3 separate regions of the Mus musculus genome follow, and all the other regions are linked to region 3. The links are chromatin loops, found by intact Hi-C in ENCODE. Cell type or tissue: heart. All regions are shown on one strand. Each heading gives the region's core, and the rest is flanking DNA. Links, peaks and the distances in the headings are about the cores only.

Region 1 (3,908 bases), core at 594-3,093, 49 kb before region 3:
CATATAAGTGCAGAGGTTAGAGAGGACTAGGAAAAATGTGGGTGAGGTGGTGGTGAGGATGTGGGGGATGATGGAAAATCACCAGGCTCATAGTAGATTGGCAAGCAAAATAGTAAGCAACAGTGGCTGGCCAAGTGGCATCACCCACCAAGGCAGTCAGTCAGGGATTTTCATACCCAGTTCACAAGAGTGAGTAGACATAAAGCAAAAATAGAGCACACAAAATACAAAATAGCCATCATTCACTCTGGGCTAAGCAGAGAGGGTGTTGTCAGACAAACAGTTTCTGAAAAGCAGCAAAACAAAACACATATACACACACAAAGAAAAAGGAAGAAAGAGAGAAAGAAAGAAAAGAAAGAAAGACAAGAGCCCAAGAGCAATCTAATCTCTAGATTAATATATTGATTCTCAAAGGACTTGATTTATAGCTTTCTTTCTTTCTATTTGAATTTCCAACCAGGTGAGAATATGTGTTAGTACTTAACTATCCACCTAGAGCCTACAGGTCAATTCTTTTCAAAACTTAGAGGTTAAGACTAATTGTAGATAGTCTCTCTTCAATTTCTTCTTTTTATAAGGACACAGTTTAAAAAAACAAAAAAACAAAAAAACAAGTGCACCTGAGAGACTCTCAGCTGAGACCACTAGCTACATCTCCATACACTTGACATTCACTGGTTAACTATGCAACTCTGAATGCTTCTAAAACAGTCAGCTGGTCCCCACTCCCACCCCAGCCCTGGTTTTCTTCTGTTTTCATTTTAGGCTTACCATTCTTCTTTCTTCTTCTACATTCAAAAGCAGTAAGAAAAACAGATGAAGCAGATAAAAATACAAATGAAGGAAAAAAACATTAAAATACACATACTCTTTGTAATTAATCAAGAACAAAGAATTCCATTCACCTGTGCCCCTTATGTTGTGTGCTGGGAGCCAGCACTTGTGCAGTAAATAGAAAAGCTGCTAGGGAGATAGGAAAATAGAAACTACACGAGGAATCTCAGAAGTGAAATCAGAGCGCGGACAGGACATCACCGGCCACTGAGGGAAAACGTCTCTCTAGAAACTAAGTGAGACTAAGCCGTGTTAGGAAGGCACTTGATCTAAAAACATCCCCCAAAAAACCACAAACCCAGCCTAGAAACAACTTCCTTCCTTCTCATGTTTCTGCAGAACCTAAAATATCAGCTTGTAACTGCCTCTTCAAAGAATTCTTTCATCAAAGTCCCCAGCAAAGTTCACATCTAGGTTTCATTCCATTCAGATAAGTTATATAAATGTGTAAGTATATATTGTATCTATATAATGCATCATTCTGAGTAGCCCACTTTTATTATGCATATATATTTAAATTATGGTATTATATAATCACAAATACAGTATATAAGATATAATATAAAATGTTATGTATTACATATAGTTTTTCCTGGCATTCCTCAACTCCTTCCACGTGCTGTAAAAATCAGCTTCTCAAAAAACCTTAAAGCTAAAAAAAAAAAAAAAAAAAAAAAAAAAAAACCTTAAAGCTAAGTGTTACAACTTAATCACATTTAATGTGTTTTCACTGAGAACACACCCATGGCATGGATAAGAGTTCTTTTTCACCTAAGTATACAGAAAAGCAGAAACTGAGTAAACTTTCTGCACGATGGGACTCTAATAAAAGGACCAAAGGTGACATTTTCATGATGGCTGGGGACGAGACAGGTCAGGAAATGTGGCTATGGAAACCAGCAAACATCTCATCACACTTTTACAGTGGATTGGGTAAACCCCAGCATCAGCTTCCTTCCTGTGTACCTTCCTGAACGACAGACCCAAAACCCAGAGTATTCCCCAGCCCAGGTTCCCTTCCGCCCGGGGCTCTGCTAAGCAGATCTGCAGGCCAGAGAGCAGGAAGGACATGATCTCAGCAAGGCCGCTGTGCTCTGCCTCTGAGAGGAACCCCGTACAGTCACTGCTGAGTGTAAAAGCTGCAAAGCAGATGCTGTTTTTATATGAACAGGATCTGAGCTACCGAGAGTCCCCTTTGTGGTCCTCTGTGATTCAGGATCCTAACTGTACTTGAGAAGCAGCCTTCCCACCTGCTGACCTTAGCACAGGCGTCATGTCTCTGGTTGGCTACAGGAATGGCATCCCTGCACATGATAGCCCTGGCTTCACTGCTCCTAAAGACCGTTCTACCCCAAGATGCCAGCCTTTTTACAGTTTCTCATGAAATTCTGTTCCGTTTAAAAGTGTGCATCAGCTCAAGTAGTGACTTGTGCCTTAAATCTCAGCACTAGGGAGAGAGAAGCAAGCCAATTTCTTTGAGTTCTAAGACACTCTGGTCTGCATAGTTCCAAGACATCCAGAGCTACGTACTGAGACCCTAACTCTAGAAACCAAAAAAGACAAAAATATTAAAAGTGTATGTTCATCCCTTTATTTCCTGAAACTGAAAGTTGAAAACACACATTCATATTAAAATATGAAATAGATCAAATGAGTGTGCAACTCCTTTATGTATAAGATGTGTGTGTGTGTCTGTCTGTGTGTGTGTGTGTGTCTCTGTGTGTCTGTGTATGTGTGTGTGTGTGTGAGGGGGGGGGCGGTGCACACTGATGGTGTGTGATGCAGGGACGGGAACTCAGGCCCTCCAACACTCTATGTACACACTCCACCACTGAGCTACAATCCCAGCTCTCAACCATTTCATTATATAATCATAAAGTCTAGAAGATGATTTGTTGTAATGTCTAACAACTTAGTCTACCTCCAAAGTAAAAGTCAGAACTAACCAAGGGAGAGATTACTAGTAAGGAAAGTTCGTCCAGTAAGCTGAATTCTCCAGTCCTGAAATGGTTTACCAGCAAGGTAATGGACATTCTCTAATGCACTTCAAGTTAGAAAACCAGTACGCAGACAACAGACAAAAGCCTCCTTCAACTCCTGACGCTCAAGGACTTATTTTTTAAAGGTCAGCATACTGCCTGGTATCACACATGCTCTAACTATAGCTACCCAGGACCCTGAGGATTCCTTGAGTTCGGGAGTTCAAGACCTACCTCAGTGACACAGTGAGATGATGTCTCAAGAAATAATAAGAACATTTAACATAAGAATGAAACAGCCTATCACGCTGCTAATTTTGAGGGCTCCTTTGCTCTCATAGGTTCTAAAGTCACCCTGTCTGGACTCAGGAAACTACAGCCTGACAGACACACAGCAAATGAGGCTTTAAGAAAGTAGAAGCATGCCCAGAACCAATCCCCACTGGCTCCTCATAGAACAAAGTTGGGGCTTCAACTATCACATAATTAAAAGTGGCTACTGTTTCAATATAGGGTGGTGATTAAGAAACAAGTAACTCAAGGGCAAAGGAATCCAAATGAAGACTCCATTACTCAGTAAGCTCGAGCCAACTTCTAGATCTTCAAGCCTTGATTTCCTCAAATTCACACTGAGCGGTAACAATTATATAGCATTTGTGTAAATTGCATCTATAATGAGCCCTAAGCATTACATGTCCCGCGGAGGAAAACGTTTTTCACCTTTAAAAAAAAGTATTAGTAAATGGTTTCGGGCTAAATAAAATGTCTAGCTTTAAATATTTACAATTTTCTACTTATGCTTTAGATCTAGAGAGAATACTTTTGAGCATAAACTCTGCCTGCAGACACTGCCCTTCACATGTCCCTGCACTAAAATAAATATTTAGGGAGAAGATTAAGTGACCTGTTCTGCTCCAGCCCCGGACTGACTCCCTTCCAGGCCCACCAGATCCTGGAATCACTTCTTGGAGTAGACATTCCACTGGAAGACACACCCAAGGCTCCCCACCCATAAACGTTCCTACCCCGAAATTCCATTCTACCCCTAATCAGGGATCCCTATTCTGCTGGGGAAAGAAAAGAACAACAACC
Region 2 (3,908 bases), core at 594-3,093, 93 kb before region 3:
CTCTTTTAGAATTATTCCTAAAATATCCAAGAATTTTTATAGCAGCTTTTCTGACTTTTATGGGAAAATTCTTGAGCTATCCAGAGAGATTTTAGAACTTTTTTTTTCTAGCATGAGAGAGCCATCTCTACATAGAGCTGTCTTGAGCAGAAACTTATTTGGAGGAACTACAGAGCCCAGAGCTATGTAAGAGAGCTGTCTAGGGAGCCCTCTTGAGCAGACTACAAGGCTGGCTGTCAGCTGTCACCTGCCATTTAGGTTTGAGTTGTTTGTTTCACTGCTCTCAAATATTGCCTCCTCAGAACCCCTCTCCAAGCCAAGGCTGGTCTTTGGTGAAGACTCCTACAAAGACAACTAACTCAGCTTCCATTATGGGAATTTATAGCTCAGAATTTATAGTCACTCCATGGTAAAGAATTAAAAGGACCAAATAGGGAGTGGGTTTCTGACTGTGCTGTCTGGTTTTATGTCAAGTTGAAACAAGCTAACGTCATGTCAAAAGAGGGAGCCTTGATTAAGGAAATACCTTGGTAAGACCCAGCTGCAGGCCCACTCATCCTCCTCATCTATGAGCCACTGGGGCAGAGGAAAGGGCCAGCCCCACAGATCCAAAGCTGCAGTATCTCCATAACAACAGGTTATCTGAGGAGTCCCTGGGAGGATCCAGTATTGATGCTATATTAGAAGCCAGAGGTCTTGAACCAGACTCATTGCAATGAACCTAGTGGTAAAGATGTATAGACAAAAGGGAATGCTATGGGACACACCATGACACACTACAACATCCACAATGAGATTTTTTTTTTTTATGCTTTGTATTTTATTTTTTTGTTTTGTTTTGTTTTGGGGGGATTCTAGGACAGATAGCAGATACATAGAGACAAGGAGACAAGCTGATTTGGATGCATGAGGTAAAACAAAAAAATCAATAAAAGGTTAAGATGTACAGTAAACCTGTAGGATATCTTCTTAATTAGTGACTGATGGTGGAGGGCCCAGCTCGTAGTGGGTGGTGTCATCCCTGAGCATATGGTAGAAGTTCTATGGGGTTCTATAAGAAATCAGGCTAAGCCATCCTTGAGAAGCAAGCCAGTCAGTAGTACTCTTCCATGGCCCCTGCATCAGCTCCTGCCTCCAGGTCCCTGTCCAGCTTGAGTTCCTGTCCTGATTTCCTTTCATGATGAGCAGTAATACGGAACTGTAGGTCAAACAAACCCGTTCCTCCCTATGCCGTTTTGTTGGTCATGGTGTTTTACGGTGAAAATGGAAACCCTAACTCAGACACTGACCAAACCAGCCTGGAAAAACATCTGTTTTTTGTTTGGGTGGTTGCTTTGTTGTTGTTTTGCTTGTCCTTTGGTGACAGGGTCTCGTTAACTGTTGACCACAAACTTGCTATTTCTCTGAAGGTGACTTTGATTCCCCTACAAACTTCTGATCCCCCAACATCTGACTCCCAAGTACTGGCGACAAACATGGCTCTATTTAGCAGTTTTTAATAAGTACAACTATAATGTGAAGTTTTTAATTCTGATCCATACGCATTTTAACAAAAACTGACTCACAATGGTGTAGCCTGTCACTTTTCTTAGTCTACTCACTTCCAATAGGTGGCACTCTACTCCATGTAAATACTCCTGGGTTGGCTGCTGATCCGCCCTGTACCAGTCTGAACTGCTCTTAGTGGCACTGACCAAGGGAATAGGGCCACAGGTTTTATATGAAATATCTCTGGGTTATTTAACACAAAAACCTTGAGGTCACACACTAAGCTATGAAGCAAAGTGTAATTTTCATGCTGGGGTTTCTACTTAAGGGCAATGTTGCCTTTGTTGGCAGGCATGGTATCCGAAGATTCAATCATATCAAAACAAATGTCTACTTGTATAATGAAGGGCTGTCTCCAGGCTTGTTATACACGGTGGCCTTTCCTTCCTCCCTGTTGAAGAAGAGGGTTGCTAGTACAGCATAGGATGCCCCCCCACCCCACCCCCACCCCCAGCCACATCCTCAATGGGAAACGTTCATCAATCTCCCAAACTGGACATTTTGGTTAAAGATATAGAACTTTCTCCTGGGAGGCAGCTGCAGGAGGAATGTGAGCAGAGATCAGTTTGTTTTACAGACTGAAACACTGTCTCAAAAACAAAAAAGGAACTTTCCCCAAGCACCAGGGTATCTCATCCCTGAGTGCAGCAGCCTCCCATGCTCACTTGAGCAGTTAAGGACAGCAACAGTGAAAAGAGCAACTCGGTGGGATACCTGCACATAGGCGCATACACCCAAGTGCATGCACACGCAAACACACATGCGTGCACACACACACACTACATGTTATAGACAAATATTCTAGTTCCTCCTTCCTTCCATCATCCAAGCTATTTTATTGCAGACAGAAATGGCTAGAGTTTTCAATCAGACTACAGCTACCATCAACATAAGCAAGGGGAGAAGATAGCAGAGACAGATGGACATGGCATCACTAAACTCCGGTATTCACTAAAGCTGCCATGCTAAGTCAGGATAATGTGTCTTTGCTCTCCCCTTAGCATCATTGATTACTGCCCCAACGTCACTGTGTTCCAAACCAGAATAAGCTCTAGGGAAAACCAGTGGACACACAAAGGCATTCTTCTGCAGGTAAAGTTATACATGCCCATGTTCATGAAGGGAACATTTCAGACATACTCTTGTATCAGAAATGTGACAAGAGATCTTGAAACATCTTCCCGCAGATAGGGTAGGTATACTTTAGGAGAGAAATTCTTTTGAAAAGTAAAGCACAAATATACTCTTCATACGTATTACGTTCTGATGCCAATAATGTTTTCTGCACCAAATGCATGGGCAATCATGCCATCAAAATACGTTTGCTGGCTAGAAGATGGATAAGCAGTTAAGAACACTTGTTGCTCTTGCAGAGGCCCAGGGCTTTATTCCCAGTACCCATGCAGCAGCTCACAACGGTGCACAACTCCAGTTCTAGAGGACTTATGGACAATCTTTCCTGACCTCCAAAGGCACCAGGCATGTATATGGAACTAAGATATACCTGTGAGCAAAACACTCATACATATAAGCTAAAATAAATAAATTTTTAAAATGTTAGAAATAAATGGTTAAAAATAATATTCAAGTATAATTTAGACAAATTCAGAAAAGATATTCTCAAAAAAGAATCTAGAGACAGACCCCTCAGAGTTTTTGATTTGTCTAAAACTCACTCTTGTACTTCAGCTTATTTAAAACTAACTTTCTCAGTCCTACACAGAATTCTTGTATTAATCTGTAGGATCTTTTTCCCTTTTACAATTACAAAAATGTTATACTGTAATTTTTCCATTAGTTCACACTTTTAATAAATACAATATATTTTACTATTTGTGTTTTTTGGGCTTATTAACAACTTTTAGAACAATGGCTCATCAGTAGCTGGACTTGTTAAGACAGCTTTAATCACACCCTTAAGGACTCCTCACACCACACTCCTGTAGTACCCCCAAATTACTCTTGGAGAAGCCCACACTACACTCTGAAATACATAGCAAGGTCTTTCAAAAATATCACAGAATCATACAAAGACACTCCAAAGCACACTCTACGTCATCAACAGTTAGAATACTCATTAATCCTCTAACTGAAAGGCTCATAAAAATGACCACACACAGTCAGCTCCTGGGTGACAAAGCTATTAAAAGCAAGCTGCTACATGAAAACCTGCTAGCAAGTAATTTCTAACTCATAAAACTTGAGCCTTCAACTTTTTTAAAAAAAAAATTAAATTAGAGACACTTCCTTTCAGGGCCCTCCTGCTTTGATCTCTACCTGGAAAGAATGGCTCAGCAGTTAAGACTGTTCTTCCAGAGGACCCAAGTTTGATTCCCAGAACTCAATTCAGGTGGCTCACA
Region 3 (3,908 bases), core at 973-3,472:
CTATAAATGCAGTTGCAGACCAGCCTAGCCTAAAGGAGTCGCTGCCAAATAAATAAATAAATAAATAAAGTCATCAAGCAATTAAATATATGCATACTTTCAAGGAACTCATTTGTTTAGCCCCCAAGTTCTCAAGCATAAAACCCGGGGTATTCTAGGCTTGTCACTAGAAAGCTCTATATTTCATCACCGAGCTCTCCGGCCTCACCTATTTTGTTTAGAAGAACCGATTCCTGAGCATCTGAGACTGCGTGTTGTGTAAGTGTATTACACAGACACACACGGGAATTCTCTGCTGTTTTCTGAGAGTCTAATTCAGTTTTGTGTGAAAGCTTGTATGACATTAACTTACATTAATCCACAGCTCTGTCTCCAGGCCTTGCTTTACCTCATCCTACCGACACACTTACTCTCCATACGGTAAAAATATATGGAAGGAGACACATTAGTATCTAAACGGTGGAAAGCCGCCCCCCCAAGAAAAAAGTAGCGCTCTACAGCAATAGGGGATATTTGCATGGAGGAGATCGAAATTTAGAGGAAAAAAGAACGAATTCATACACTGCATGTTTCCTCTATGTAAGCATTACACTAAATATCTGTTAGATTAGTCATGTTGCCTTGAGACTCTTCCATGTTTCCTCTAGACAACTGCCAATGCTCGCATGGCCTCTGATGAATAAACATGCTGTGACTTGCTCCTAAGGAAACGCCTGTCATGTTCCAGGGAAAAATGACTTCTTCACTCTTAAACCAGGGGAAAAAAAAAAAAAAGAACGACTTTCATTCATTGCTTACAAAGTCGCCTGTTCCTTAATGTTCCAATTTCCGGAATTTTCATACTCTGCTTAAGGCATTTCTAGGTTCTGATTAACAAAGAAAAAGAGAAACTGGGGGTGCTTTATGGCAAAGAGGCTACATGACAGCAGTGAGGCGGTCTCACCTAGGACAGGGTTGTGTAGCTTGACCATTTACTACGACAAAGGTTATTCTCAAGTTCTCCTTGGCCCTTGCAGGACTACCTGTTCCCACCACTGTTTACCCAAACGTTTAACAGAGTGATGTTTAGCATATTTGGCAGGAAGGCATGCTTCATTTAATATTAACTCACCATGTGACAGCCCCTTCCCTTCCAATCGCTCCTCAAACACGTGACGGTAAAAAAAAAAAAAAAAAAGTATAGGTGTTTGCCAATGCGACTGACTTCGCACTCGGCTTTGGCATCACCAATTGGCCAGAAGCACATACACACACACACCCCCAGTCAGAGGCGAGCACCCCGCCTGCTCCCGGAACTGTCAAGCCGGGCTGACAGCTGGCACACCTTGCTGCGCCCTCCGTGGACTTTCAGGAAGCCCCTTCCTTGCAGTCACCTTGACAGAAACCATCCTCCTGGGCTGGAGCGCTTGGCTGTGGAAACTTTTCCTTCCTTTCCCGGAGCGCGCTTACAGGTGTCGTCCCCCCCGCCGCTACAGAGCCCCAACAAGGGGCCCTTTGTTACCACTTTTGCTCCGGGACTCCTCACCCAACGCCTGCCATTCGCCTGGCCTTCCGTAACCCCGATCGGAAAGCTTGCCCAAAGTACCGAACCCCCCACCCCGACTCGTCCGGGAGGACGCAGTCTCCCGCCCGCGTGTGGGTCGGCCCGGGAGCCCGGCGGCCCCGCGGGGAGCTCGCCTCGGGCAGGTGAAGCGCGCGAGGCCTCGGCGGCCGGGAGGGAGGCTTACTTACCCTGCGGAGCCCGCGGGCTGCATGGCGGGGGTGCGGGGCGCGCTGCGGGGTAGGGGATCCGGGACGCTGCGGTCCATCGCGCTGCTGGCCGCGGCGCGGGCTCGGGCTCGGAGGCGGCGCGTCACTGCTAGGGTGGGAGAGGCCGGCGGGTCAGGGCGGGAGCGGCCGGGCCAAGAGCCCGCCTCGACCCACGGCAGCCAGGGGCGGCCCCGCCTCCCCGGGGCGCTTCCACCTGCCGGTCGGTCCCTGCCCGAGGGCGCCGCGACGACGGCTACAGGTCCCCGCCCCGGCCGCAGCCCGCAGCCAGTCCCGGGCGAAGGGGCGGCGCGCGGCAGCCCGGGCTGTGAAGGAGGAGGAGGAGCGGACCGGGCGCGGGACGGTCGCCACGCCCGCAGTGCTTGGGCTCCAGCGGCCCGCTGCGCACCAACTGAATCCCGTGCAAACTTTTCCGGAGGAGCTGCGAACCACAGCGCCCCCGCCTTCCCAAGCCACTGCCCGCTTTAGGGGACCCGGCCCGTCCAGGCTCCGCTCCTCCCCCGCACGGCTAGCTCGGACGCCCGGAGCGAGCGCGCGGCGGAAAGCGGCCGGCCCCCGGCCGCCGCGCCCGCGCCCCAACTCACCCTGCCCCATGGCCCTGCCGGGAGCCCCGAGCTCGCAGCCGCCTCGGCCACCTCGCTCTGCAGAAGTGAGGGTGACGAGGTCAGCATCGGAGCGAGCAGAGCAGCCAGCCGGAGAGGGGACGGGTAGGGCGAGCGGGCGGGGACGTGGAGCGAGGAGGAATTTCCTACCCCACCCCGCACCCCTCCGCGGAGCACGCGGCTTTTAGGTACCGCGGGGGAGGCCGGTGGAGAGGAAGCGTCTAGGCTGCTCGTTTTAGTCCCCACTGACACTGAGTAGCTTTGGGAAGCCTCGCGAACCCAAGAGGAAGAGTGGGCGGACAGGGAGGCTACCTGGCCAGCAAAACCCCAGGGAGGACCCAAGCTGTAGCGGAAGTGAGGAGAGCTCATGGACCGAGTCCTGCTGATTGACCACCTGCAGTCTGACCTTCGAAGTGCAGGATTTTCTTTTTAACCTTACTGACCCCTACGGTTGCTAGCCCTTAAAAGGCACCTCTGACATTGTGATCTTTTTAATCCCTGGCAGGTTTAAGCTCGTCCAGTCTTCCCAGACATGCCTCTCTTGATGTAAACAGCCAACAGCTGGGATTTGAGGACTGGACGTTCTCATGATGACAGTCTATAAGCTAAGAAAGAACAGCAGAGATTTAGTGGCCTCCTGGAAGTTTCACAGGAATAAAGGAATCTCAGACAGTGCTTGCTTGTTTGTAGTTTCGGTTCCTGCAAGAGTTCTTCTCAGAGGAGACGTGCCACCTGACAACCGGGTGCATATTGTCTCCTTACCCTTAGACCCTTGCCAACTGTTTTAAAGTAAATCATATTGATGAGTCCAAAAGCGAACATCAGGAAATAATGCTAAATTAAAAATATATAAATGGATACCTCAAGTGGCAAATCTGTAGGCATAAAAACATGATGTAGGATAACAAAGGACTTAACATTTTTGGTTCACATTAAAATTAAACTAGTATTTATAACCCGTGCTTAATTAAAGGTTCTTTGTTGCTCATTCATTACAACCACCACCAATAATTTCTGGAACCAAAAGTACTAACTACTACTCCACATAATTGGATTTTGTCTCTTTCCTCTCCCTTGTGGTGAATATGGTCTCAGTACATCTTTGAATATGAAATGGAGGTGAAGATCGTGGTGACTTCTGCGATGACTGTGTTAGAACTCTATCATTAAAAGTTGCTTTTAAATAATTTGACTAATAACGAGGCAATTGTTTGAAATGGATCTGGATTTTAGACTTTAAATAATAACACTGGTTTGACAAGTTCATGAATCCTTTCTGACCGTAAATGGATAAGCAGATTTACAGCTGTTGCATAGACAGGCTGTAAATAGCAAGGAACACTGAAACTACTTAAAGTTTATAACTTTGAATCACAGGATCAAGCACTTAATTAGTTTCAACCTTGATTTATGGCATCCTAGTACTATTATGGATTCCAGTTAGGCTAATCTTTAAGAGATTTTTACAACATTTCGTAACTGCTGAGTGCAATTTTCATGACACCACTTTTCCCTTACATCCTTTTGTTCTTGGGCACC

Evidence for each region. A loop is a pair of places that touch in the nucleus more often than their neighbours do. Peaks named below come from ENCODE experiments on the same cell type or tissue, not always from the same donor. Only the 100,000 strongest peaks of a DNase experiment are listed, where the experiment ranks them.
Region 1: it touches region 3 in a loop (6-fold over the local background); 9 of 42 quality-filtered maps call a loop at or near these places.
Region 2: it touches region 3 in a loop (2.6-fold over the local background); 16 of 42 quality-filtered maps call a loop at or near these places.

The regions. Positions count from the first base shown.
Region 1 is chr2:65,187,693-65,191,600 of GRCm38, forward strand. The region is part of intron 1 of Cobll1 (Cobl-like 1); the gene reads right to left. Among named protein-coding and RNA genes, the nearest start is that of Gm13594, 44 kb to the right of the region's middle. In heart, for the core only: no CTCF peak of the experiment used is centred there; a DNase peak (open chromatin) is centred at 1,869; H3K27ac peaks cover 1,595 bases.
Region 2 is chr2:65,143,997-65,147,904 of GRCm38, forward strand. All of the region lies in intron 2 of Cobll1 (Cobl-like 1), which reads right to left. Among named protein-coding and RNA genes, the nearest start is that of Gm13594, 88 kb to the right of the region's middle. In heart, for the core only: a CTCF peak has its summit at 1,608 (motif pointing right); a DNase peak (open chromatin) is centred at 1,665; H3K27ac peaks cover 281 bases.
Region 3 is chr2:65,236,632-65,240,539 of GRCm38, forward strand. Cobll1 (Cobl-like 1) reads right to left here and starts at 2,160. Exons shown (of 14, transcript NM_177025.6): 1 at 1,732-2,160. The coding sequence starts at 1,808. It overlaps Gm13594 (a long non-coding RNA gene), which reads left to right. Exons shown (of 2, transcript XR_001783320.2): 1 at 1-1,451; 2 at 2,875-3,565. In heart, for the core only: CTCF peaks have their summits at 2,194 and 2,763; DNase peaks (open chromatin) are centred at 1,320 and 2,070; H3K4me3 peaks cover 2,249 bases; H3K27ac peaks cover 2,152 bases.